2 separate regions of the Homo sapiens genome follow, and region 2 is linked to region 1. The links are chromatin loops, found by intact Hi-C in ENCODE. Cell type or tissue: heart left ventricle. All regions are shown on one strand. Links, peaks and the distances in the headings refer to the core of each region. The heading gives the core; the rest is flanking DNA. Region 1 holds the start of SLC9A4 (solute carrier family 9 member A4). Region 2 overlaps LINC01796 (long intergenic non-protein coding RNA 1796).

The links. Hi-C counts contacts between places; a loop is a spot of excess contacts. Peaks named below come from ENCODE experiments on the same cell type or tissue, not always from the same donor. Only the 100,000 strongest peaks of a DNase experiment are listed, where the experiment ranks them.
Region 2: a loop joins it to region 1, with 15 times the contacts of the local background. A loop is called at or near these places in 6 of 110 quality-filtered maps.

The regions. Positions count from the first base shown.
Region 1 is chr2:102,467,137-102,476,268 of GRCh38, forward strand. SLC9A4 (solute carrier family 9 member A4) reads left to right here and starts at 6,090. Exons shown (of 12, transcript NM_001011552.4): 1 at 6,090-6,879. The coding sequence starts at 6,624. In heart left ventricle, for the core only: a CTCF peak has its summit at 5,979 (motif pointing right); no DNase peak of the experiment used is centred there; H3K27me3 peaks cover 1,959 bases.
Region 2 is chr2:102,862,091-102,879,999 of GRCh38, forward strand. It overlaps LINC01796 (long intergenic non-protein coding RNA 1796), which reads right to left. Exons shown (of 4, transcript NR_135562.1): 4 at 11,249-11,490. Among named protein-coding and RNA genes, the nearest start is that of LINC01796, 25 kb to the right of the region's middle. In heart left ventricle, for the core only: a CTCF peak has its summit at 10,509 (motif pointing left); no DNase peak of the experiment used is centred there.

The DNA.
Region 1 (9,132 bases), core at 1,016-9,015:
CCTTAATGAGAATCAGTGTTCCTCGAAATCCAGTGTCATGGTCCCCCCTAAGGGAATAGGAATTTAGTTGAGGAAAGAAAGAAAAGAGGGAAAACAGACCTACTAGGCGTTCCTAATGTAGGTGTTGTTGGTGATGGGTTATGGGTTGAGTGGGGTGGAAGTGGGAGGGGATCAGCCCTTGGAACAAAGAGGAAAGATTAGGGAAGATACAATTGCTAGCTCAGCCATTTTAGACTGGGTTCAACTAGCCCTGTGACTTATTGTCTAAACAGTGGTGACTGGTGACAATGTGGGTAAATAGAGAAAAATGACACGTTTCATTTTTAACCACCTGTCTGTCTTATTTCCACCATCCAATAAATTTAGGATGTTTTGTGGACAAGTAACTTATTAGGAAGTATTATAGGATACTGAAGGATATTAGACTTCTACCTATGTGGAGTTTATAATCACTTTGAAATAAAATGAATCTAATACTAATCTGGTATCAATTCTGTATTAAGCATTTTTCTTTCTGTTATTTGTCATGTCACCTAATCCTCAAACATCTTTAGAATAGGCATCATCATCATCATCACCATCATCATCGTGGATAAAGTAACTGAGACTGAAAGAGGTTTAAGACTTGCCCAAGTTCACATAGCTTCAAATTTTTCCCCCTTGCAAAGTTTGTATTCCCTTAGGGAAGCTATCACAGTAGAACTGTAAGAATCTGACATTAACTCTGGTGTGAAGATCTGTCTTATTTCAAAGCTTACATTCATGCCCACCCCATCCACCCAGACTACACTGTGGTATTTACCCTCTCCTTCCATATAGGGGGGGTCTCCTGGACTTGATTTTGCCTTTACCCATCCCCTCTGTTTCACTCTGAGCAGTGGAAGTTTGACTTTGGGGAGCAGAGACAGAGCTCAGCTTTCTGTCCTGAAAGCAGGGTCATAGCTTTTGACTTCTCTCCAGCTTAAGATGTAGGCTTTCAATTTAGGGGTATGATATACCAGAACTTGATCCAGGCCATCCAGTTTAATTGCTAGCTGTGGTCTTGGAAGGCAAATCATCTTTCTGGACAGCATTGACCAATTCTCTATCACTACTCTTTTTCATTCTTCTTCCTAAAAAAGAATATAAATTTGAGCCCTGACAAAGTATCAAGAATTCAGGGGCAAGCAACAGATACTTTAGTCTCAGAGTGCTACACAAATACTTTCTGGTAAAGTCAACAATGAGCACACGTTATGGGAAGGAAGAAGAGGTGTGCTGATTATTTTGTTGAAAACTATTCCTGGAGAGAGGTGACTTTCTAATTCATCATGTGTAAAATATGGTGTCAGTTCTGCCTTTTTTTTTTTTTTTTCCTTTGGAGCTTCTCTAAAACAGAAGTTGCCTCTAGAAAACTGAGGGTAAAAAGAGAAGAATGTTCCCTAAGCTCCTCTTCTGGCTATGCACAGCTGAAACCCTGGGGGATGGATGGGAGATTCTCTTGCCATGTGTACCACCCTCAATTAGTCCCATGAGGGAAGACAGGATATAGCAATCTAAATTATAAGGCACCCACTGGGGAGAGGATGTCTGGCCATTCCTTTCCTGCCACTGGGCTCTATGTGTGAGCGGGTTTCTATGAACAGATGACAAGAACCACAGGGATTCTTGGGACTGGCACCAAAAAGGGGTCAGGAAGGCAGGTCAGAGAAGGTCAAGTTTCTACAACCAATATAGTTATCTGAATAATTAGATCAAAACTGTCAGGTATCCAATAGCTTGCTGCGGACCTAAAATTCCAGGATGATTCTTTTAACTCTCTGCTTTGCAAATGAAAACTGTTTATATTTTCCCTTCACCATCACAAGTATAAACAGGAAAGCGCACAGCACCCTGCGATACTCTGGTGCACCTGTGAATGGATCTTTTCTGAGAAATTAAGTTAACTGATAATTATTATTTGGATCATATTTCCATTTATTTAGATCTTCTTTAAACAATTTTTTTTAGAATACAAGTGTGACACTTTTTTGATAAACTTATTCCTAAGAATTGCATTTTTTGATGCTATTATAAATGGCATTATTTTCTTAATTCCATTTTGTTTTATTCATTGTCACTATAAAACACAATTTGTTTTTGCATATTGATCTCATATCCTACAAGCTTGTTAAACTCATTTATTATATCTAATAGTTTTTTAGTCAATTATTCAGGATATTCTGTTTAAATATTTTAGAGTAATCTATTTAAAAGATCATGCAAGTGGAAATAGTTTGACTTTTTTTCCTTCCAATCTGAATGCCTTTTGTTTCTTTTCATTGTCTAAATGCCCTGACTAAAAGCAGCTCTAGTAGAATATTGAATGGAAGTGGCAAGAGTGTATCTCTTTGTCTTGTTCCTGTTCTTTCAGGGAAATGTATTTAGTCTTTTCCCTTTAAGTATGATGTTGGCTGTGTATTATCATGTTGAAGAAGTTTCCTTCCATTCCTGACCTGTAGAGTGTTTTTAAAATAAAAGGTTGTTGATTTTGTCAAATGCTTTTCTCAGTCTGTTGAAATGGTCATGTGGTTTTGCCTTAATTCTATTGACATGTATGTTATATGAAATAATTTTTAAATATTAAACCAACCTTGCCTTCCTGAGATAAATCCCACTTTGTATAAATAAGTTTGAATTGTTACATCTTCTTGATAGATTGACACTTTTCTTTTTCTTAAATGTCCCTCTTTATCTCTAGTAACATTTGTTATTTTAAAGCATATTTCGTCAGTGTAAAGCCACTCAAGTTCTCTTAGCATAGTGTTTGTGTAATATATCTTTTCTCATTTTTTTTTTTTTTACTTTCAACCTACTGGTATCTTTGAAACTAAAATGTGACTTCTGTAGACAGTATGTAGTCCATAATTTTTTTCTGCCTAAAAACTGGATATTTTAGATGATTTCTTGTAGCAATTCTTGATGCTGCTTTCTCCCCCTCCCCCAACTCCAGGGCTTGTTGTTGCTTAATTGTTTGCTGTTTGTTTAGTGACTTGGCTGGACTATATCAGCAAAGTCTATTTCCCTGTGCAGCTTTTTATACTGATCCTCAGCCAGTGAAGCCTGGGGCATGGTTATAATACCCCTAAGCCCTTTCTCCCTTCCCCCAGAATAACAATGGTTTTAGCAGGCTTCTCTGACTTTCTTTCACTGATATATTAAGCTTCTAGCTGGTCTGTTGTATCTATTGACATCACACTCAACTGTTAGCCTCCAGTAACTGCTGGCTGAAATGGCCTATTGTTTTCAACAATGCCTTGGGTTATAAATTACTCCACAGTCCGATCCAATTAAAGTCAGGCTCCTTTGCAGGGTAATCTTTGAGACCAGTCTCTGAGACATGTTATAGCCTCAGGAGAGCTCTTTTCAGCCATCTCTTTTTCTGGTTCTTCTGTTAAACTTCTAGTTGGTCTACTCTTTAACTTATTGCAATCATGGAGCTACTAGCTTTTCTTCCTTGCTCACAACCTAAATCTTCATTGTTTTTGACAGTGCCCTTAGGCTTGAACATCTCTATATTTTGTTCCAAATAAAGTTAGCATACTTAGAGTTAGTTATAGAGTTCTCTGTTCTATAGCCTGTCTCCTCTCCTTGGCAGAAACTCTGTTCCACTACTCTGGAGATGGGGATAGAGATAGTAACCTACTTCTCTTGGAGTGATACCCCTGGTGTGTGAGTGGGATGCTGGACTGGGGTAGTAGCCACTGGTCATCTTGGTTTATTTCCAGTGTTGTGAAAACTCAGTCTTATGAGTAAGTTGAGAGTTATCGGGGTCCAGTATTCCTAATTTGCTGTTTCTGGGGTAGATTCAGTTACATTTGCCTGCAATAGAGTCTGTTCAACATATTGCTAGGATTGGGGTAGGGCAGAGTTTGGTTACGTATGCTGACAACCTGACTTTTCTGGGTAGAAACTGTAGTCATAAACTGGGATCTGGGATTAGAGGCAGCCCCATCCTCGTGGCTACATTCATCCAGAATAGAGTTTTTCTCACATTGAGCTGAGGGGTGGGTAGAGAAAACAGGCCGTGCCTTCAGGTCTTACCAATATTTAGAAGATTTTTTTCAATTTCTGTCTGCTCTTAGGACAATTTCCAGAGACTGGATGGTTGTTTTTGATTTTTAATGATCTCACCAGTTATAGTTGTTTCACTAGGAAATCTATGGTGCTTCTTATGCTGTCATTCTAGAAGAGCTTCTCCTTTCTTCCCCCTTTCCCCTCACTTTTGCTGCCCTTAGTTTGCACTTCTCATGGAAGCTTTGTCTCACATACACTTTCTGGGGACCTTATACTAAGAAATCATTTTAGAAAGAATGTTCTGACATCTGTAAGAAAGTACTGCATGAGTGGAAGTGATGCCGATGGTTGATGAAGTGGGCTGCTACATCTTAACCTGGACCACAAGTTAGTAGACTGTTGCAGAGCTCAAGTTGTTCTCTTACCATCCTCCCAAGATTGGCATTTTTACTCTGAGAGGGACTGGACTATCAGCCATCAGGTGATCATAAGGCTAAACGGGTTGCCATATACTCACAAAATTTGGAATTTTAGAGCAGGAAAGGGTTACCAGGTATGGACAGCATCTTTATTTTATAGATGAGAAAACTATAAAGGCTCAAACTATAAGGCTCAAACAGGTAATTTTCCAAAGCCAATCAGATAACTAATGTCTGAGTACATAAGTCTTTTGATTCTTCATTTTGGTCTTTCCACAAGGCACTATGTGAGACTTGCTCCCTCATTTCTTTTTAGAAAGAAAAGTACAATAAAATGCAAATAAAAATAAAACACCTATTATAAAGCAGCTTTCTATTAAAGGATATTCATATATTCTTTGAGAAAAAATAATCGACTCAATATGTGTACCCTTCTTGTAGTCCACCTGATAGTCTCATTTCAGTGACTGAATCTAATCTATTCTGGAGTCAAACTGAAGGAAAAAGAAAAAATATTCATATGTGAACTTTTAATTCTATTGCCTCACTATGAATTTGCATCTAGGTGTTAGCCCTTCTCAACCATTCCTTTCTCAATTTCCCAGTGATGTTAGCTGAGTGTGTGTGTGTGTGTGTGTGTGTGTGTGTGTGTGTGTGTGTGTGTGTTGGCTGGGGGGAAATCCCCTGCACTCACTAATATGAACTAAGAAAAAACAAAACACAAAGCATCTTGCAGTTTGATGTAAAAGAGATGTTGGGGTAGTATATGGATGATGTATTATTCTCATTTTTTACTGAGTATCAGTAATCATTGCAAAAGTGTTGTATCTTATCCTAAAAGTATAAGAAATGTAATTTAAAATAAAAACTAACATTTAAGTGCCAACTACATGCCAAATTCTTTACTTGCTTTATCTCATTTAATGTTCCTAGCTACTCAATGAGGCAGATATTTTCCTCTCTGTTTCAGATAAGGAATTTCTGAAAGGTAATTAACTTCACCAAGGTCACCTGGCAACAAGTAGAAGAGCGAGAAGTAGGCTCATAAAAATTATCTCAAAATTCTTTCATCAACATTCTATGATGCTGCTTCTTTTTAACAACAACAAATGTTTTTTAAATGGAAAATCTGGATGTGCCATGGAGTTTTACAAATCCAGGTATTTAGGTGTATTTATGGAACTTGTTCTTTGGCTTCCTGTTTTTTAAAAATTATAGTGTAAAGTTCATAGAGATCTGGAACTTCATTCCTTCTATGAATGACTGCTCATGGAGTCTGGTAACATGCAAAAGTTTCAGTGTTTGCTACCATCCTTGTTGTTACCACCTCCTTCTTATCCTCCTTCTTCCTCATGTATAGAGACCATATAAGACAGTTTGCTGGACAATTCTGGTTTGTGCCTATAGCTTTGCATAATTATCATTATTATTCATTCCCCAAAGTGTCCTGGTTTAGATAATTTCATGGTCACCTTAACGTTCATAACTGAAAGTGTCAAGGGTGTTGTATTGCAGGTGCCCACTAGGTGTCAGCAGTGTGACCTCCAGAGAACCCTCAGAGAAAGGATTTCATTACAAAAGTCAAATCAAAGCAAATAATTAAGTGTAGTTCCAGAGCTACCTGAAGCCGTGGTCATTCAAAACAAATGAGAGGACAGGGGGAGGAGAGAAGGAACAAGCGCAGATCAGGTAGCTCCTTCTTGGGATCTGATAGACAGGGAAGGTTTCCTTTCCTCATTAGAAGGACTCCAGTGATCTGTGGAATGAGCACTACAGTATCCTTTTAAATTTTCACCCACAAGACAAAGCCAGTATGCAGTGAAATGAGGAAATGCCTTTAAGTGAAGAGATTTTTATTTCTTTCATAAATTGCTCAAGCCATGATTGGATGGAGGTCCTCCAGGTAGCTCCATGGACTTTAACAAGTCTATTGAATAACTGCATTTGAGTTGGAAGCTGAGTTGCCTGAACACAAACGATTTAAACCAGATTAGAAAGTGTCTACATACAGAGCTCAATAACACACTCGGAATCTTCTTGGGAGGACCCACAGACTGTACCTATATTACTTTTGACCCAGGTGGATGCAGTCACTCTCTAGAAGCCTCCCCGACTTCAGATGTGTGGCACACATCCACACAGGGGTGTAGGTAGGAGAAGCCCACAGGAATGGCTCTGCAGATGTTCGTGACTTACAGTCCTTGGAATTGTTTGCTACTGCTAGTGGCTCTTGAGTGTTCTGAAGCATCTTCTGATTTGAATGAATCTGCAAATTCCACTGCTCAGTATGCATCTAACGCTTGGTTTGCTGCTGCCAGCTCAGAGCCAGAGGAAGGGATATCTGTTTTTGAACTGGATTATGACTATGTGCAAATTCCTTATGAGGTCACTCTCTGGATACTTCTAGCATCCCTTGCAAAAATAGGTAAGTCCTTAAACACCTGGTTTGGTGAGTTATCTTTTTACATAAGATAGTGAATGTGAAAATGCCTTATAGATAACGGGCTAAGAGGATTTTAACTGTTACTGCTATTACATTAAAAATTCTCTTCCCTTCAGTCAAGGGAAAGTCATAACTGCATTTTACTAAGCTATTTAATACTTTGAGATTGCTCTTTGAAATTTGAGAGCATACTTCTGGGTACTGGGCTGTGTTGGTTTCTTCTCATTTCAGGGTGACAACCATGTGACATTGTTGACATGCAAAACTCTCAAATTCTATGCTTTAAAAATATAGAGAATAAAGCACGTAGACCTGGGCATGATGCAAGGTGGAAATTTCAGGAAACACATAATGTTTCTTCTGTAAAATATTCTTGGCTGTGTAATTGTGGGCTTCATCAATCACCCCATTGTTTATTCTTTAAAAGTAGCGTGTGCTTCTTGCAAATTGACAGAAAGCAAAAAACAAGAAAACCATAGGCAACTTGTATTACTCAGTGATGGGATGTCGGGGCATATAAGATTATATCTGTCAGTAAAATATTAGTTTATACCTACCAAGTGGGGCCAGTGAGGCACCTCTAATTTCCTTTGTGAAATAAAGTGAATCCAAGTTAATAGATTAAATTCCAATCAAGGGATCTTTGTGTCAAAAACCAAAGAGGTGGCTATACTCTGTGACTGTTTAATCCCTAACTGCTCCTCCTTATCTCTTTAAAACCAGCTTATTCTAAAGTGGAAAATTAATATAATTATCTCAAATGCTAAGCACAATGCCTCCTTTGCCTCAGCTATAAACTTTATGCTATTTGAGTATGTAGATTGCCTTATTGAGATAGAATCAATGAAACATTTTAATTCTCATTTATTTATATGTGTATGTTTTCTCTAGGATGGGTGTGTAATGTGGGTTGAGCCTTGAGGTCTGGCAGTTACCTTCTGTGTGCTCTGGCTATTCACTTAGCTCCCTCCCTGTGGGTGTGGGGACACTGGTATAGGTGTCCCCTTTAGACTCTCCTTTATAGTTGCTATTCATTTTGAGCTAGTAAAGTGTGAATATTAAATAGGAATGTTAGTTTGAAGAAGTCTTGTGCAATTTGCTTAGTGAATAAGTTACACAAAGGATCTTACTATATTTTTAAGAGGTATACAAGTAAAAATGGCTTTCCAAATGGATAACATTCTCAGTTCAGAACAGTCTAACATCTTTTGTGAAATCATATAGACACTGATTGTGTTCAAGGTGATCTTACTTGGTACTTGAGTTTTCCTTTTAAAACAATATGCTAGAGATTCTGTGTTCCCTGCTCCCCATTCCACAACCTGGCTTCCTCTTCACAGAAATGGCTCAAGTCAATCTGAGTACCAGGAAACTCGTCCTGTCACTGACTAGCTAGTTGCTCTGTTTATCAGTAAACATCTAAACGCAGAAAGGCTGCATTTTGTCTTGGTTTTATATTTGTGTAAAACCTAGCTTGTTTTGTAGAGGCATTGTATGCACCCAGATTCATTCTGTCTAGGAGCGAAGAACACTGTGAAAATACGATTATTCATAGAACTGTTGGTTTAAATGTTCTTGATTTTCATGATGTAATTTAACATACTTTAGAAAAAAAGAGTAGGATATCAGAACACGCTTATTCGAGTACAATTTCATATTTACTAGTCTTCAAGAATTTAGATTATTTTTATATTCCATATGGACATGAGGAGTGAGGAGATAAAAAGGCCATATTTATTGAATATATACTATGTGCCAATTACTGGGCTGGTAGTTTTATGTATAAGGGCTTGTTTACTAGGGCCAAAATAATAATGATGATGATGATTTATAATTTCAGCACTTAAGAAATGCATATGAGTTTTTAAAGATTATGTTATAAAACATGAATCAGAATAAAATTAATAATCATTATTATGATTCATTCTTTTATTCCTCATTCCATCAAGGTACATTTTCTGAGAACCCATGAAATATGTGGAAATGACCATGGTCCCTGACCTCAAGGGACTTGGTCTAACGGGGAAGATAGGTTAACTTAGTACTTATTGCCCATAGATACTCTGACAGAAAAACATCAAAACTCTCCCCCAATCCTTTTTAAAACACCCAACTATATGCACTTATAAAACAAAGATAATGTATAACAAAGATAATACAAAGCCACCTCAGACTTTGTGGTTTATCTTCTACTTCAGTTCCACATCTTAGAACATCACAGATGAATGTTTCTTG
Region 2 (17,909 bases), core at 5,784-13,783, 400 kb after region 1:
TAAAATAGGATTATATATGAAGAGACTTTAGAAGAATCTACAGATAAATTGTTGTAATCAACAAGTTCAGCAAGAGAGGTGAGCAGCATATGTCTTAGTTCAGGCTGCTATAAAAGAATACCATCGACTGAGTGGCTTAAATAACAGTCATTTATTTTTCACAGTTCTAGGGGCTGGAAGTCCAAGATCAGGTTGCTGGCAGATTTGGTTCTTGATGGGGGCCCGCTTTCCAACTTGTGAACAGCCGCCTTCTCACTCTGTGCTCACATGGCCTTTCCTTGGTGCCTTCCTCTCTCTCTTCCTCTCCTAAAGGCACTGACCTCATCAGGGGGAACCCACTTTCATGACCTCATCTAAACTTAATTACTTTCCAAAGCCCACACCTCCAAATACCATCAAATTAGATGTTAGGGTTTCAATATATGGATTTTGAGTCATTCAGTCCATAACAGCATACAAATATATAAATATGCAAAGTACATATATAATACACAAAATATTTATAAATAAATTGAATTTTTACTTATCAACAAAAAAAACATTAGAAAATTTACATAGATGCCATTTATAATAATAAAATACCCAAAAGTACATCATACAAAAGATGTCCAAAACCTCCACCCAGAAAACTATAAAAAACCTAAATGAATGAAAGGATATATCAAGTTTATAAATGAGAAGACCCAATTTGAGAAATATGCAAATTGCTTCCAAACTGATTTACAGTTTGAGTGCAATTTTAATCAAAATTCAACTTTGATTTTTCTGGAACTTTGTTTTATTTTACCATTGCTGTGAAATGCAAAAGTCTAAGAATGGCTAAGACAGTATTGAGGAAAGAAAAGCAACGTAGTAGAACTTACTAGACATCAGACTTAAAAAAAATAAGACAAGCTCTCATCATCTCAAAGATAGGCAACCATACAATTGAAATAGAATAGAGTGATGATTTTAAATTTAAGAAATTCTGTTCTACAAAGTCATTCAGTAAGGGATTAAAATAAATGTCACAGAGTTGGGGCATGTATTTGTAATACAGGTACATCCCAAAAATTCATGTCAAACATTTACGAGGAACTCTTATATATCAGTAGGAGAAAGACAAGCAATCTAATTTAAAAAAAAAGTAGGAGACTTGCAAAAGTACCTCTCAAAAGTGGCCAATAAGTGTATTTAAACATACTTAACCTTGTTGATGAACGAGGCATCCAACACACACATCCAACACGCACATCCAACACCACAAGATCTGCTATGCACGTAACCTATAGAGTGGCTGAAATTTAAAAAGACCAATGATGTGTTCAAGGAAAATAAGCAATATTAACTTTAATGCACTTCTAACGATGGTAAATCTTGGTAGAATCACTTTGGAAAATGGTTTGGAGTTAGCTGCTAAAGTTGAAGATAATCCAAATTTATGATCCAGAAATTTCACACCTAGAAATGTGCACTAAGGTATCATCTATAGCTATCATTCATCTCTCTCTCTCTCCCTATATAATATATATATATATACACACATATATGAAAATTATATATATACATATGAGAATGTTTTTATAGCATTATTATATCAAGCAGGGAAAAAACCCAAATTGCCATTATCAATAGTATGGATGAATAAATTGGATATATTTATACGGTGGCATAATATATAGCACTGACAATAAATTCACAACTAGAAACAAAAACATAGATGAGTCTCACAAACATAATGTTGAGCAGAAAAGTTTCAAAACAGGTGTACCTAAGCCATAGAGTCTGGAATATGCATGTTCATGTGGTACAAGTACAAAGAAGTGATTTCCATGGACGTCAGGACAGTGCTCGCCTTTGATGAGGGCAGAGAGGGGCTTCTGAGGGAATGCCATGCTCTACTTTTTGGTGAGGTTTGTAGTATATTTATTTACATGCATTAAACTGAACATTTTTACTTTTCTACACTTCAAAGCAGGGAGGCAGCTTCATATTCCTTCTTCTAAACCTGTTACTTCGCACATTAAGAAAACATGGAAACCAGTTAGAAGAGAAGCTGGTAGAGTCATGAACATTAAAAACTAGTTGTAATCTTGGAGTCACATTCCGCTTTGATTGTATCTTGGGCCCTCGAGTTTTCCTATGGCTGTTTTTACTGTATCACCAACCCCAACCAAGATCATCATCACCAATGGTAGTATTTTCCAAATAGCGTGTTAATGTGGAAGATAAATCAATGGGTTTTGCCAACATTTAAAACAAATCCTTTCTAGTATTTCATCGCCAATTTAGAACATCATTGGGATATTTTAAAGTGGATATTTAGCCACCAAGCAATAATATGTGACTAGAAACTAGTGTCTTCAAATTCTAATTCTAGATGGATAATTTTATATCCCATTTTTAGATGTGAAGGCCTAGTCTTAAATTGCTAATTTACCATTTGCATATATTCTTTTTTCTCTTTTTTTTTTTTTTTTTTTGAGACAGAGTCTTGCTCTGTTGGCAAGGCTGGAGTGCAGTGACACAATCTTGGCTCACTGCAACCTCCGCCTCCCAGGTTCAGGCGATTCTCCTGCCTCAGCCTCCTGAGTAGCTGGGACTACAGGCACATGCCACCACGCCCAGTTAATTTTTGTATTTTTAATAGAGACGGGTTTTCATCATGTTGCCCAGGCTGGTCTTGAACTCCTGACCTCAGGTTGATCCCCGCCTCGGCCTCTGAAAGTGCTGGGATTACAGGCGTGAGTCATTGTGCCTGGTGTAAGGTCCACATAAATTCTTATAAAGTGAGATTATTACTCTGTACAATAAAGAAATGTGAGCTTTGGAGAGGTGAATAAATAATTTTCCCCCACTGAGTGACTCTTTTACATTGAATGGTCTTTATGTTTGTTTAAAAAAAAAAAAAGATTCCACTAGATCATCACTCAATAAACACTGTGCTCTTGGTACATAGAAAGCCTGATGCTGGATGCTACGAAAAAGAGGAAAAGAAGATTATTCCCATTCTTCTGAGGAGTCTATAATCTAGTCAAGGAAACAAGTACAGAACAGATGCAGCTAAATTACAGTGTAAAACAACACTTTTAATGCCCTATTTGAAAATGGTCTGTGTTCAGCCATATAGATGGAGAAGCTTAGCAAGTGCACATGGAGAAGGTGGTTGGTCATCTCAAAGTTGAAAAGCGAGGAGAGAAATGCTGTAACATGGCCTTTAATGGTCTCTAAACTCCTCTCAGTGCTAGACTTTTAAAATTCCACAACTCTGTAAGGGGACCTATTTTTTTTCTTTTAATGGTAGCCCGCACAGGACACCTTCATTTACATATTGCAAATAATGAACTTAGTCTGCAGGGACGAGTTACTGCCACTAATGTCATGAAACTGGGTTAACATAATATTTCACATAACTATCTGCAACCCCCTGACAGGTGCTGCCATGCTCTAACACCTCTGTTTTTGTGATGACACTCTAATAGACTAAAATGATATCACATTTATGTGATAGGAGATGACAGGGTTGAGAATGTAATACTCTGGTCCCTCTATCTGTGTGATAAAAAAATGAGTGCCGAGAGAACTTCCAAGAGGTGGACGTGCAACCTCCCCAGGTCCCCACATCTAGAGGGAAGGTTTAGGCAGTCTAGAGTGGGGATGCCTTCAACTAGTCATCCTGGAATTCCACTGCAGGGAGAGGTGTCCTCTCACTGGTCCAGCTGCTGAGCTACTGTGGTACAAAAGGGCTAGGCCCACAGGGTAGCTGCAGGAATGCCGGGGGAAGGGTCCACCCAGAGGTATTCCTTCCCAGGGAAATTCAAAGGGGATAATTTGTGCCCGAACAACGGAAAGAGGTCTGAACTGGGAGTCCATATCCTCAGTTCTAGTACCTATTTCTCCATAATCTCTGATTCCTTTACTTTTCTGGATCTCTGCTTTCTCATCTATAAAATAAGGGGTTGGATTAGAACAAATCAGTCATTGCAATTTCAAATCTGTAAGAAGCCAGGCAGGTGAGGAAAGTGTGTAAAGCAGGCCTAGGATCAATGAGATGGGGTGCTTGAGCCTGAGGCAAACTGGAGCCATGCAAGGCCCAATTAAAAGAGTTAAAATTTGGCCAGGTGCAGTGGCTCACGCCTGTAATCCCAGCACTTTGGGAGGCCCAGGAGGGTGGATCACGAGGTCAGGAGTTTGAGACCAGACTGGCCAACATGGTGAGACCCTCTCTCTACTAAAAATACAAAAATTAGCCGGGTGTGGTGGTGCATGCCTGTAGTGCCAGCTACATGGGAGGCTGAGGCAGGAGAATCTCTTGAACCCGGGAGGCAGAGGTTGCAGTGAGCCGAGATCACGCCATTGCACTCCAGCCTTGGTGAGAAGAGCGAAACTCTGTCTTAAAAAAAAAAGAGTTAAAATTTGTTTTTAACACTATGCTGGGTTTTAGTAAATGGACATATAGTTTGTAAATGACTACTTTAAATCAACTGTGAAGTTTCTTTTCATTTGACAATGTAAATACAAATGTTCCACAAAGCATTTGATAATTATGTGACATCTCCACTTTAGTTGCATAAGTATGGTATATTAATTAGGATTACATTCAGCTGCAAGTAAAGAATCCCTCAAAGGTAGTGAATTAAATAAAATAGAAAATTATTTCTTACTCTTTTAAGAGTTCAGAGATAGGCAGTTCAGGGTACATCAGCAGCTCCACTCCACAATGCTCTTGGGGGCCCAGGCACTTTCAGGCCATTCCAAAGGTGTGACTCTCGTCCTCATAGTCTTTGTTCCAGGCTTTGAGATGGAGGAAGGGATGAAGAAGAAAGAACAAAGAGCTGGTTTTTTTTTTTTTTTACATTAAAAAGAAAGAAAGGGGAGGAAGGAAAGAAGGAAGAGAGGAAGGAAGAAAGGAAGGAAGGAAGGAAGGATGGAAGGACAGAAGGAGGCAAAGAGGGAAGAAGGCGTGCAGTTTCTTAAAGAAGACCAGAAACTATCTCACGAGTCTTCCTTTTCCATCTCATTGATGAGAATTTAGTGACCTAACTTCAAAAGAAGCTATGAAATGTAGCCTTCACACTAAGCACTCATGTACAGTTATGCACTGAATTGTGTCCTCCCCTGACACAATTCATATGTTGAAGCCCTAACCCCCAGTGCGATAGCAACTTGGGGATAAGGCCTTTGGGGAAGTAACTGAGGTTAAATGGGGTCATAAGATTGGAGTCATTATACAATATAATTGGTGTTTTTAAAGGGAGAGAGGGCTGGGCACTGTGCTTCTACTTACTAGGGAGGCTGAGGTGGGAGGATTGCTTGAGCCCAGGAGTTTGAGGTTACAATGAGCAATGATTGTACAACTGCACTCCAGAGTGAGAGCCTGTCTCTTAAAACAACAACAACAACAACAACAAAGACAACAGCAGCAGCAGCAGCAACAACAACAATGAACTAAATTAAAAAAAATAAAGATCAGAAAGGCTTTGTGGGGGCAGAGTGAGAATGTATCTACAAGCCCTGAAGGGAACCTTCAGTAGAAACCAAATTTGCTGGCACCTCAATCACGACTTGTGGTCTTGAGAACTGTGAGAAAATAAATGCCTGTTGTGTAAACCATTCAAACAGTGTTTTATTTATTTTTTATGTATTTTTCTTTTTATGGTTGCCGAAGCTACCATAAAATACGTGCAGGTAACAATGCTGTTAAGTTGGAAGAAGAAAAGCAGATATGACAGGACAGTGAACAGTCACTGCCATTGCTGGCTTTAGGTTGCCATTGGTGCTGGACCTCAGAATTACCCAAAAAGATTTTGCTAGATTCTGGAAAAACATTGTGATGATAAATATCTGAAATGTATTTCTCTATAGTTTTTTAATTCTCTCAGTTGAGTAGAGGTCACTAAGAGAAAACCCTGAGAATCATGAAGAATAGATTCTGGTTGATCTTCACTGTTAAAAATCTATAAAGATTCACGTAAGTGAGTGATATATTAAGTGTGTTTATACAGGTTTGAAATCTACATTTGTGTGGTAGGTACCCACTAAGATGGCCCCAGTGACCCCTGGACTCGTGCAGTGGTGTGATTCCTTCTCCTTGTATGTCCTCTGGGTTTAATGTTGTTGGAAGGACTTGGTGATGTATTATCAATGGATACAGCAATAGTGGTGGGAAGCCACTTCTGAAATGAGGTTATCAATAACAGCGGCTTCTGTCTTGCATTTTCTCTCTCTCTCTCATTCTCTTTCTGACTTTTTGCTTGCTCTGGGGAAGACAGCTGCCATGTCCCATGTCTTGAGAAGGCCACCTGGGGAGGTCCATGTGCATGGTCTTGGGTGCAGATCTTGGGAGTCTTTCCAGTAGCCAAATGAGTGAGCTCAGAAGCAGATCCTCTCCTAGGCAAGCCTTGAGATGACTGCAGCCCTGGCCAAAGCCATGAATGCAGTCTCATGAGGGTCTCCAAGCTAAGCCACTCCTGGAGTTCTCATTTACAGAAAACATATAATAATAAATATTCATGTTTAGTGAATAAATATTCACTAAGTTTTGTGTTAATGTGTTATGCAGCAATAGATAACATATAATCTATTTTAAAGTTTGCGTTCAACACAAGAAGTTGTATCAATGAAGCCCAATGTGGGCTAGGAAGTTTCATTCATTTCATGCTTATTATTAATCATTATTATGTTTGCTTTGATCACATTACTTTGTTATGCAAAGGTACTAAAGAGGTGAGATATGGCTTTTGCGCTCAAGAAACTTATAATTTAAATGCAGAAACTAAACCAAAAATAGTAGTATTTGTTTTATCATCTTAAGAGTTTATGGCTGGGCGCAGTGGCTCATGCCCGTAATCCCAGCACTTTGGGAGGCCGAGGTGGGCAGATCACGAGGTCAGGAGATCCAGACCATCCTGGCTAACACAGTGAAACCCCGTCTCTACTAAAAATACAAAAAAATTTAGCCGGGTGTGGTGGCGGGCGCCTGTAGTCCCAGCTACTCGGGAGGCTGAGGCAGGAGAATGGCGTGAGCCCGGGAGGCGGAGCTTGCAGTGGGCCGAGATCGCGCCACTGCACTCCAGCCTGGGAGACAGAGCGAGACTCCATCTCAAAAAAAAAAAAAAAAATATATATATATATATATATATATATATATGAGTTTACATTGTATTATGATAAATCAAACCCATCATTCCTTAAAAAACTTCAAGTTGCCTCTTTTGCAAGTAACAGAGGGCCTGGGGATAGGCAGTTTAGGCCTGGTGTGGAGGCTCAGTGATGCCACTGGGAACCCAAGTGATCCTTAGCTCCCTGCTCTTCTATCCACAGCCCACAGATTTCTTCCATCCGTAGCCCACAGATTTCTTCTTCTCAGTTGTTAGTACCTTGTGTACCTCTGCACATTTGTCTGGGATCCAGAGAGGAAGAAGGGGAAAGGTGGGCCAAAGGCACATGGTAGCTGCAATGGGCTTTCTGTCACGCTTGTCAGATACCGATTTACAGGGGTGAAATAATACCTGGTACTAATGCCAATAGAATACTCAGAGATTTAGGGGATTTAAGAGTTTTATTAAAAATGGTACTTATTGTAAAATATCATGGGTTTGCTTCAAGATAATCTCTTGTTTTTCTCATTAATGATGCTACAAAGGCAAACAAATACATTGTGTCTATCCAAACATAATTTTTCTCTTCAGTTGAGTAAGTTTGAATGACAGTATTATTGAAAGACAGGAGAGGCTCAAAATTAACTATAATAGATGTTAATAAATGTAGGATCTACAGAAACACTAAAAAATTTTGGTCAGAAAAACCTTCTACCTTTGAAAAATTTATGCAAATTCACCCAAACTGGAAGTCAATTTGTACATTTTTTGGTGGAAAAGAAGGGACGTTGAGTAAGGCTAACAATTTTATTTTAACGTATTTCTCTTCTCCTGACCCACTGCATGTCTCAGAAAAAAAAAAGGAAAGATACTTGAGAGAAAGTGGTCAGTTCTGATGCAAAAAAGCATAACTTATGAAAGGGTCATTCTGGATGGCTGCCCGTCACTTGAATTTCCTTACGTGCAGTTTACCCACTTCCACAATTGAAAAGTAATGTTTATTTATGTTAGCTCATTTGGATTTATTTACTTATGGTAGTGACTATTTTCTTTTAAAAATTATCATCAAAATGTTTAATTTGGGGTATTTAGAGTGTTTAAGTTGTTTTACATATTCACTTAGGCTGATATTCTAATTGACCTTTTCAAGAGTCATAAACTTATATTCTTCTTCTGTATTTCCAAAACACAGTACCAGATGGAGGGAGGACAGAGGAGAAACAACTATTTAAACCTCTCCAAGATAAGTGAAACAGTTGGGTCTTTGTCTCCCTAATGTCATAGGTATTCTAAACCCAATGGAGGGAAAAGTTTGAATGCATCCTGTAGCTAATGTTGAACATTTCCCATTGTAGAAAAAGTATAGACATTTTACAAACCTGAATTAGACTAGATTCAGGGGCCAATTTTACAAAAATCACTGTACTGAGATCATGTCTATGTGGTACTGAAAATATTGAAATCAAGTGGATTTTCTCAATAAAAAAATTGAAATTGGTCATTTGATGTCTTGTAGACAACCTGGTTATTGAATACAATTTTCCTTTCCATCTTAAAACAAATTGCCAAACAATTATCTTGGTATCTTTGGAGTCAGCATCAATCTGAGTATCGTAGCCAATTTTATTTCAATGTCTTCAGTAACATCCACATTTCAGCACAGAGAAATCTTTGGAGCCATTCCTGGTGAGCCTCGTGCATTAATAAAACCAGGGTGTAGGCCTGGGCCATGATGGGAGAATTGAGAATGGTGTAAGCATGAATACACCATCCAAATCATCAGGACACATTTCTTCACTTCCATGAGCTTTGATCCCTTCTTTAGCAAAAAACATGGCAGTGTGTTATGTCAGCAAGACACAGGTCAGTGTGACTTATGATAATGATGACAGCAACAGTAAAGATGGGTGACATTTACTGAACCCTTATCATGTGCCAAGCACAGACCTACACCAAATCAGGACTCTCTGTCACTTGCCCTCATTGTTTTTTTTGGAGAAAGGCACCTGCAGGAGGAAAGGCAGATTGGAGAACTGTCAAGACATGGCCAGGCACAGGCATCTTCCCCTCCTGGCAGCTAAATGTCCAGATATTTCCTCCTCACCCTAAGCCTATTTTATTTTTTTAATAAGAAAGTTTGGGCCAAATTCCTTTCACATACAAACAAGCTGGGATATATACACAAATCTTTTTTTTTTTTTGAGATGAAGTCTTGCTATTGTTGCCCAGGCTAGAGTGCAATGGCGCAGTCTCGGCTCAGTGCAACTTCCACCTCCCAGGTTCAAGCGATTCTCCTGCCTCAGCCTCCCAAGTAGCTGGGATTACAGGCATCCGCCACCACGCCTGGCTAATTTTTGTATTTTTAGTAGAGACAGGGTTTCACCATGTTGGCCAGGCTGGTCTCAAACTCCTGACCTCAGGCGATCCACCCGCCTCGGTCTCCCAAAGTGCTGGGATTACAGGCATGAGCCACTGCACCTGGCCACACACATCTTATTTAATGCATATAAAAACCCATGAGACTGGTATAATTATAATTTCCATTGTAAAAATGAGAAAACTGAGGTTTAGAGAAGCTTACTAAGTTGCCTAAAATTACCTAGCTCCTGGCAGGCCAGAGATTCAGAAAGACTTTGGCTTCCCAACGCCCAAGCTTAGCCATTCCTCTTCATTTCCCCTTGTTGATGATCATTTCTGAGAGGCTGCACCACAACGGAGGTGGTGGGGGTCACATGATCCAAATGAAACCTGCCATACAGAGCGTGGGTCAGGGCTGGCAAGTGATGACGTTGAGGCCAAGAGTGATTTTGAGGGCAATGAACCTAGTAAAAGTCCAGGTTAATTAGAAATTGGAGCAATTTTCTCTGTGGGAATTTAATTTGGGGTTTGAAAAGAATTTGGGGTTTGTAAAGAAATGAAGCAAGGGTCCAAGTCCTGGGATCCACGTGGAGAAGAGGTCCAGAAAGAAGACCTTTGAAGTTGGCACCTTTCAGCTGTTGGTACATTTTATAAATTTTTCATCCCTTGTCTTCTTCAGGAGCCAAGATTTGTCAAAGCTTCCAACCACTCTTCTCTCCTTCCCCTGTCCCTTCTGACAACATCAGTCCACACAATTATCCACAATTAATAACACCTCATTTCTGTCGCTCTTGGGGGCCATGAGTTTCCTAACTGTGGAGGTTCCTAACCCTATGCAGCTCATGGGGGCTTGAGTTTACTTCTATCTCAGCGTAACTGTGAAACTAGCCAAGTCCTGACACCTCAGCAGCACTTTACCTCTAAAAAGACAGCAAATTAGGACATTAGTAAGACTGTTTTTTGACCTAAAATTCTGCGGTTCTTCCAATGTAAAAAAATAAAAATAAAGTAAATTACAATAAGTGAAGACTTGACATGTCATTTCTGGAAAGTTGCTGACCTCTAGTGTTGGCACAGACCTGAAGGAAAATTCAAACCTCTGTGTTATTTCTATCCAACTTTCCTGTATACTTCCTTTCCTTTTCTCTTATGGAGGAGAAGAAAATAGAAAGTACTTCAAATTAAAGTTCTATTAACTAAAGCTTCATTTACAGAATAAATATTTCTGCTGACATTTGACTGATTATATCAATTTTGAAGTTCAAATTTTAATAAGGTATTACCAAGCCCAAGAATAAACAAGCAAATCAGGCGCAGTTTCCTAGTCCCTTCTTTGTATTAAATGATAAGTGAACTTAAAGCTATGCTTTGTCTTATTAATGTCTGCTAAATATGGATGAATTACTGAATATATATTTATTCTTAAACTCATTTGGAGGCAAATATTTACAAGGCTTTTCTCTTATAATCTGATTTTAATATCTCAACTGAAACTGATTTATAACATGTGACTTCAAATGTGGTATTAGTTAAAGGGGCCAAGAATTAATGAGCTGATTCTATCAAGGGTTTCTTGAAACTGATTTTGAAAGGGGGAAAATATTTCTATATTTTTAATCAAATTTTAATGGTAGAAATTTTCATGGCAAATATCAGAGTCTCACATAAACAAATCTTTAATAATTTTGCATGTGCATATATTTGGTTTTATCATATTGTTAACTGAGTTAGAAACTCACTTGAATATTCTGTGCCATCAAGCGGATTTCATTTCTAGCTTGCAGGTGGATTTCTTCATTTCTTCCGGAATTAGTTACTAAGGAAGTTGGTAAGATATGTTTCCTGGAAATCTTTAAAACTTGCTGTGTATGAGACACAAGGTAGGGTGGGTTGGTGAAGGCCGACTGTCCATTTCTGCTATCAGCTAAAGACCATCATTCCACCCATTTTGTACTTGCATAGGCAGCTTCCTGCTAAGAGTCACTGGAGAGTACACAAACCTCTTCCTGTAACTGGGTTACAGTCACATTGTAGAAATGGCTAAATAATTTAACTGTAATGTAGCAAGATATGTGATAATTAGTAAGCTTTATACACTCAAAAAGTGCTCGCTCTGTGACAGTGAACAAATCCCAGGCACACTTATAATAAGTATCCACCTCCCAGAGCTTTGTGTGAATTGCTTGTGAAGTGTGTCTCATGTAACATAAAAGTAAACAAATGTAAACATATACTTAAAAAAGATATAAGGATTATTTAAAGACCAGCACACCAATTTTGGAAGAGAAGTCTTTTAGGTACTAGGCTCATTTTCTTTTTTTTTTTTTTAACTCAAGCATTTGGACAACTTTTAATTTTTTAATAAGTTGTTTAATTAAAATAATCAATTTGGTTATACTGGGTAGACAAAATTTAAATAAATGCTTCAAGTTGATGTAATAAGAAACCCACTTCAATGTATCTGTTTTATTTCTTTTCTTTTTTTCTTTTCTTTTCTTTTATTATTATTATACTTTAAATTTTAGGGTACATGTGGACAATGTGCAGGTTAGTTACATATGTATACATGTGACATGCTGGTGTGCTGCACCCATTAACTTGTCATTTAGCATTAGGTATATCTCCTAATGCTATCCCTCCCCACTCCCCCCACCCCACAACAGTCCCCAGAGTGTGATGTTCCCCTTCCTGTGTCCATGTGTTCTCATTGTTCAATTCCCATCTATGAGTGAGAACATGCAGTGTTTGGTTTTCTGTCCCTGCGATAGTTTACTGAGAATGATGATTTCCAATTTCATCCATGTCCCTACAAAGGACATGAACTCATCATTTTTTATGGCTGCATAGTATTCCATGGTGTATATGTGCCACATTTTCTTAATCCAGTCTATCATTGTTGGACATTTGGGTTGGTTCCAAGTCTTTGCTATTGTGAATAATGCCGCAATAAACATACGTGTGCATGTGTCTTTATAGCAGCATGATTTATAATCCTTTGGGTATATACCCAGTAATAGGATGGCTGGGTCAAATGGTATTTCTAGTTCTAGATCCCTGAGGAATCGCCACACTGACTTCCACAATGGATGAACTAGTTTACAGTCCCACCAACAGTGTAAAAGTGTTCCTATTTCTCCACATCCTCTCCAGCACCTGTTGTTTCCTGACTTTTTAATGATCACCATTCTAACTGGTGTGAGATGGTATCTCATTGTGGTTTTGATTTGCATTTCTCTGATGGCCAGTGATGATGAGCATTTTTTCATGTCTCTTTTGGCTGCATAAATGTATTCTTTTGAGAAGTGTCTGTTCATGTCCTTTGCCCACTTTTTGATGGGGTTGTTTGTTTTTTTCTTGTAAATTTGTTTGAGTTCATTGTAGATTCTGGATATTAGCCCTTTGTCAGATGAGTAGGTTACGAAAATTTTCTCCCATTCTGTAGGTGGCCTGTTCACTCTGATGGTAGTTTCTTTTGCTCTGCAGAAGCTCTTTAGTTTGATTAGATCCCATTTGTCAATTTTGGCTTTTGTTGCCATTGCTTTTGGTGTTTTAGACATGAAGTCCTTGTCCATGCCTATGTCCTGAATGGTAATGCCTAGGTTTTCTTCTAGGGTTTTTATGGTTTTAGGTCTAACATGGAAGTCTTTAATCCATCTTGAATTAATTTTTGTATAAGGTGTAAGGAAGGGATCCAGTTTCAGCTTTCTACATATGGCTAGCCAGTTTTCCCAGCACCATTTATTAAATAGGGAATCCTTTCCCCATTGCTTGTTTTTCTCAGGTTTGTCAAAGATCAGATAGTTGTAGATATGCGGTGTTATTTCTGAGGGCTCTGTTCTGTTCCATTGATCTATATCTCTGTTTTGGTACCAGTACCATGCTGTTTTGTTGACTATAGCCTTGTAGTATAGTTTGAAGTCAGGTAGCGTGATGCCTATGACTTTGTTCTTTTGGCTTAGGATTGACTTGGCGATGCAGGCTCTTTTTTGGTTCCATATGAACTTTAAAGTAGTTTTTTCCGATTCTGTGAAGAAAGTCATTGCTAGCTTGATGAGGATGGCATTGAATCTATAAATTACCTTGGGCAGTATGGCCATTTTCACCATATTGATTCTTCCTAGCCATGAGCATGGAATGTTCTTCCATTTGTTTGTATCCTCTTTTATTTCATTGAGCAGTGGTTTGTAGTTCTCCTTGAAGAGGTCCTTCATGTCCCTTGTAAGTTGGATTCCTAGGTATTTTATTCTCTTTGAAACAATTGTGAATGGGATTTCACTCATGATTTGGCTCTCTGTTTGTCTGTTATTGGTGTATAAGAATGCTTGTGATTTTTGTACATTGATTTTGTATCCTGAGACTTTACTGAAGTTGCTTATCAGCTTAAGGAGATTTTGGGCTGAGACGATGGGGTTTTCTAGATATACAATCATGTCATCTGCAAACAGGGACAATTTGACTTCCTCTTTTCCTAATTGAATACCCTTTATTTCCTTCTCCTGCCTAATTGCCCTGGCCAGAACTTCCAACACTATGTTGAATAGGAGTGGTGAGAGAGGGCATCCCTGTCTTGTGCCAGTTTTCAAAGGGAATGCTTCCAGTTTTTGCCCATTCAGTATGATATTGGCTGTGGGTTTGTCATAGATAGCTCTTATTATTTTGAGATACGTCCCATCAATACCTAATTTATTGAGAGTTTTTAGCATGAAGGGTTATTGAATTTTGTCAAAGGCCTTTTCTGCATCTATTGAGATAATCATGTGGTTTTTGTCTTTAGTTCTGTTTATATGCTGGATTACATTTATTGATTTGCATATATTGAACCAGCCTTGCATCCCAGGGATGAAGCCCACTTGATCATGGTGTATATAAGCTTTTTGATGTGCTGCTGGATTTGGTTTGCCAGTATTTTATTGAGGATTTTTGCATCAATGTTCATCAAGGATATTGGTCTAAAATTCTCTTTTTTGGCTGTGTCTCTGCCCGGCTTTGGTATCAGGATGATGCTGGCCTCATAAAATGAGTTAGGGAGGATTCCCTCTTTTTCTATTGATTGGAATAATTTAAGAAGGAATGGTAACAGCTCCTCCTTGTACCTCTGGTAGAATTCGGCTGTGGATCCATCTGGTCCTGGACTCTTTTTGGTTGGTAAGCTATTGATTATTGCCACAATTTCAGAGCCTGTTATTGGTCTATTCAGGGATTCAACTTCTTCCTGGTTTAGTCTTTGGAGGGTGTGTGTGTCGAGGAATTTATCCAGTTCTTCTAGATTTTCTAGTTTATTTGCGTAGAGGTGTTTGTAGTATTCTCTGATGGTAGTTTGTATTTCTGTGGGATCAGTGGTGATATCCCCTTTATCATTTTTTATTACATCTATTTGATTCTTCTCTCTTTTCTTCTTTATTAGTCTTGCTAGTGGTCTATCAATTTTGTTGATCCTTTCAAGAAACCAGCTCCTGGATTCATTAATTTTTTGAAGGGTTTTTTGTGTCTCTATTTCCTTCAGTTCTGCTCTTATTTTAGTTATTTCTTGCCTTCTGCTAGCTTTTGAATGTGTTTGCTCTTGCTTTTCTACTTCTTTTAATTGTGATGCTAGGGTGTCAATTTTGCATCTTTTCTGCTTTCTCTTGTGGGCATTTAGTGCTATAAATTTCCCTCTACTCACTGCTTTGAATGTGTCCCAGAGATTCTGGTATGTTGTGTCTTTGTTCTCGTTGGTTTCAAAGAACATCTTTATTTCTGCCTTCATTTTGTTATGCACCCAGTAGTCATTCAGGAGCAGGTTATTCAGTTTCCATGTAGTTGAGCGGTTTTGAGTGAGTTTCTTAATCCTGAGTTCTGGTTTGATAGCACTGTGGTCTGAGAGACAGTTTGTTATAATTTCTGTTCTTTTACATTTGCTGAGGAGAGCTTTACTTCCAACTACGTGGTCAATTTTGGAATAGGTGTGGTGTGGTGCTGAAAAAAATGTATATTCAGTTGATTTCGGGTGGAGAGTTCTGTAGATGTCTATTAGGTCCGCATGGTGCAGAGTTGAGTTCAATTCCTGGGTATCCTTGTTAACTTTCTGTCTCGATGATCTGTCTAATGTTGACAGTGGGGTGTTAAAGTCTCCCATTCTTATTGTGTGGGAGTCTAAGTCTCTTTGTAGGTCACTCAGGACTTGCTTTATGAATCTGGGTGCTCCTGTATTGGGTGCATATATATTTAGGATAGTTAGTTCTTCTTGTTGAATTGATCCCCTTACCATTATGTAATGGCCTTCTTTGTCTCTTTTGATCTTTGTTGGCTTGAAGTCTGTTTTATCAGAGACTAGGATTGCAACCCCTGCCTTTTTTTGTTTTCCATTTGCTTGGTAGATCTTCCTCCATCCTTTTATTTTGAGCCTATGTGTGTCTCTGCACGTGAGATGGGTTTCCTGAATACAGCACACGGATGGGTCTTGACTCTTTATCCAATTTGCCAGTCTGTGTCTTTTAATTGGAGCATTTAGTCCATTTACATTTAAAGTTAATATGGTTATGTGTGAATTTCATCCTGTCATTATGATGTTAGCTGGTTATTTTGCTCGTTAGTTGATGCAGTTTCTTCCTAGCCTCGATGGTCTTTACATTTTGGCATGGTTTTGCAGTGACTGGTACCGGTTGTTCCTTTCCATGTTTAGTGCTTCCTTCAGGAGCTCTTTTAGGGCAGGCCTGGTGGTGACAAAATCTCTCAGCATTTGCTTGTCCGTAAAGTATTTTATTTCTCCTTCACTTATGAAGCTTAGTTTGGCTGGATATGAAATTCTGGGTTGAAAATTCTTTTCTTTAAGAATGTTGAATATTGGCCCCCACTCTCTTCTGGCTTGTAGAGTTTCTGCCAAGAGATCTGCTGTTAGTCTGATGGGCTTCCCTTTGTGGGTAACCGACCTTTCTCTCTGGCTGCCCTTAACATATTTTCCTTCATTTCAACTTTGGTGAATCTGACAATTATGTGTCTTGGAGTTGCTCGTCTCGAGGAGTATCTTTGTGGCGTTCTCTGTATTTCCTGAATCTGAATGTTGGTCTGCCTTGCTAGATTGGGGAAGTTCTCCTGGATAATATCCTGCAGAGTGTTTTCCAATTTGGTTCCATTCTCCCTGTCACTTTCAGGTACACCAATCAGATGTAGATTTGGTCTTTTCACATAGTCCCATATTTCTTGGAGGCTTTGTTCGTTTCTTTTTATTCTTTTTTCTCTAAACTTCCCTTCTCGCTTCATTTCATTCATTTCATCTTCCATCACTGATACCCTTTCTTCCAGTTGATCACATCGGCTCCTGAGGCTTCTGCATTCTTCACATAGTTCTCGAGCCTTGGCTTTCAGCTCCATCAGCTCCTTTAAGCACTTCTCTGTATTGGTTATTCTAGTTATACATTCATCCAAATTTTTTTCAAAGTTTTTAACTTCTTTGCCTTTGGTTTGAATTTCCTTCTGTAGCTTGGAGTAGTTTATCGTCTGAAGCCTTCTTCTCTCAACTCGTCAAAGTCATTCTCCATCTAGCTTTTTTCTGTTGCTGGTGAGGAACTGCATTCCTTTGGAGGAGGAGAGGCGCTCAGCTTTTTAGAGTTTCCAGTTTTTCTGCTCTGTTTTTTCCCCATCTTTGTGGTTTTATCTACTTTTGGTCTTTGATGGTGGTGATGTACAGATGGGTTTTTGGTGTGCATGTCCTTTCTGTTTGTTGGTTTTCCTTCTAGCAGACAGGACCCTCAGCTGCAGGTCTGTTGGAGATTGCTAGAGGTCCACTCCAGACCCTGTTTGCCTGGGTATCAGCAGCAGTGGCTGCAGAACAGCGGATTTTCGTGAACCGCGAATGCTGCTGTCTGATCGTTCCTCTGGAAGTTTTGTCTCAGAGGAGTACCTGGCCGTGTGAGGTGTCAGTCTGCCCCTACTGGGGGGTGCCTCCCCGTTAGGCTGCTCGGGGGTCAGGGGTCAGGGACCCACTTGAGGAGGCAGTCTGCCCATTCTCAGATCTCCAGCTGCATGCTGGGAGAACCACTGCTCTCTTCAAAGCTGTCAGACAGGGACATTTAAGTCTGCAGAGGTTACTGCTGTCTTTTTGTTTATCTGTGCCCTGCCCCCAGAGGTGGAGCCTACACAGGCAGGCAGGCCTCCTTGAGCTGTGGTGGGCTCCACCCAGTTCGAGCTTCCCGGCTGCTTTGTTTACCTAAGCGAGCCTGGGCAATGGCGCGTGCCCCTCCCCCAGCCTCGCTGCCCCCTTGCAGTTTGATCTCAGACTGCTGTGCTAGCAATCAGCGAGACTCCGTGGGCGTAGGACCCTCCAAGCCATGTGTGGGATATAATCTCCTGGTGTGCCGTTTTTTAAGCCCGTCAGAAAAGCGCAGTATTAGGGTGGGAGTGACCCGGTTTTCCAGGTGCCATCTGTCACCCCTTTCTTTGACTAGGAAAGGGAAGTCCCTGACCCCTTGCCCTTCCTGAGTCAGGCAATGCCTC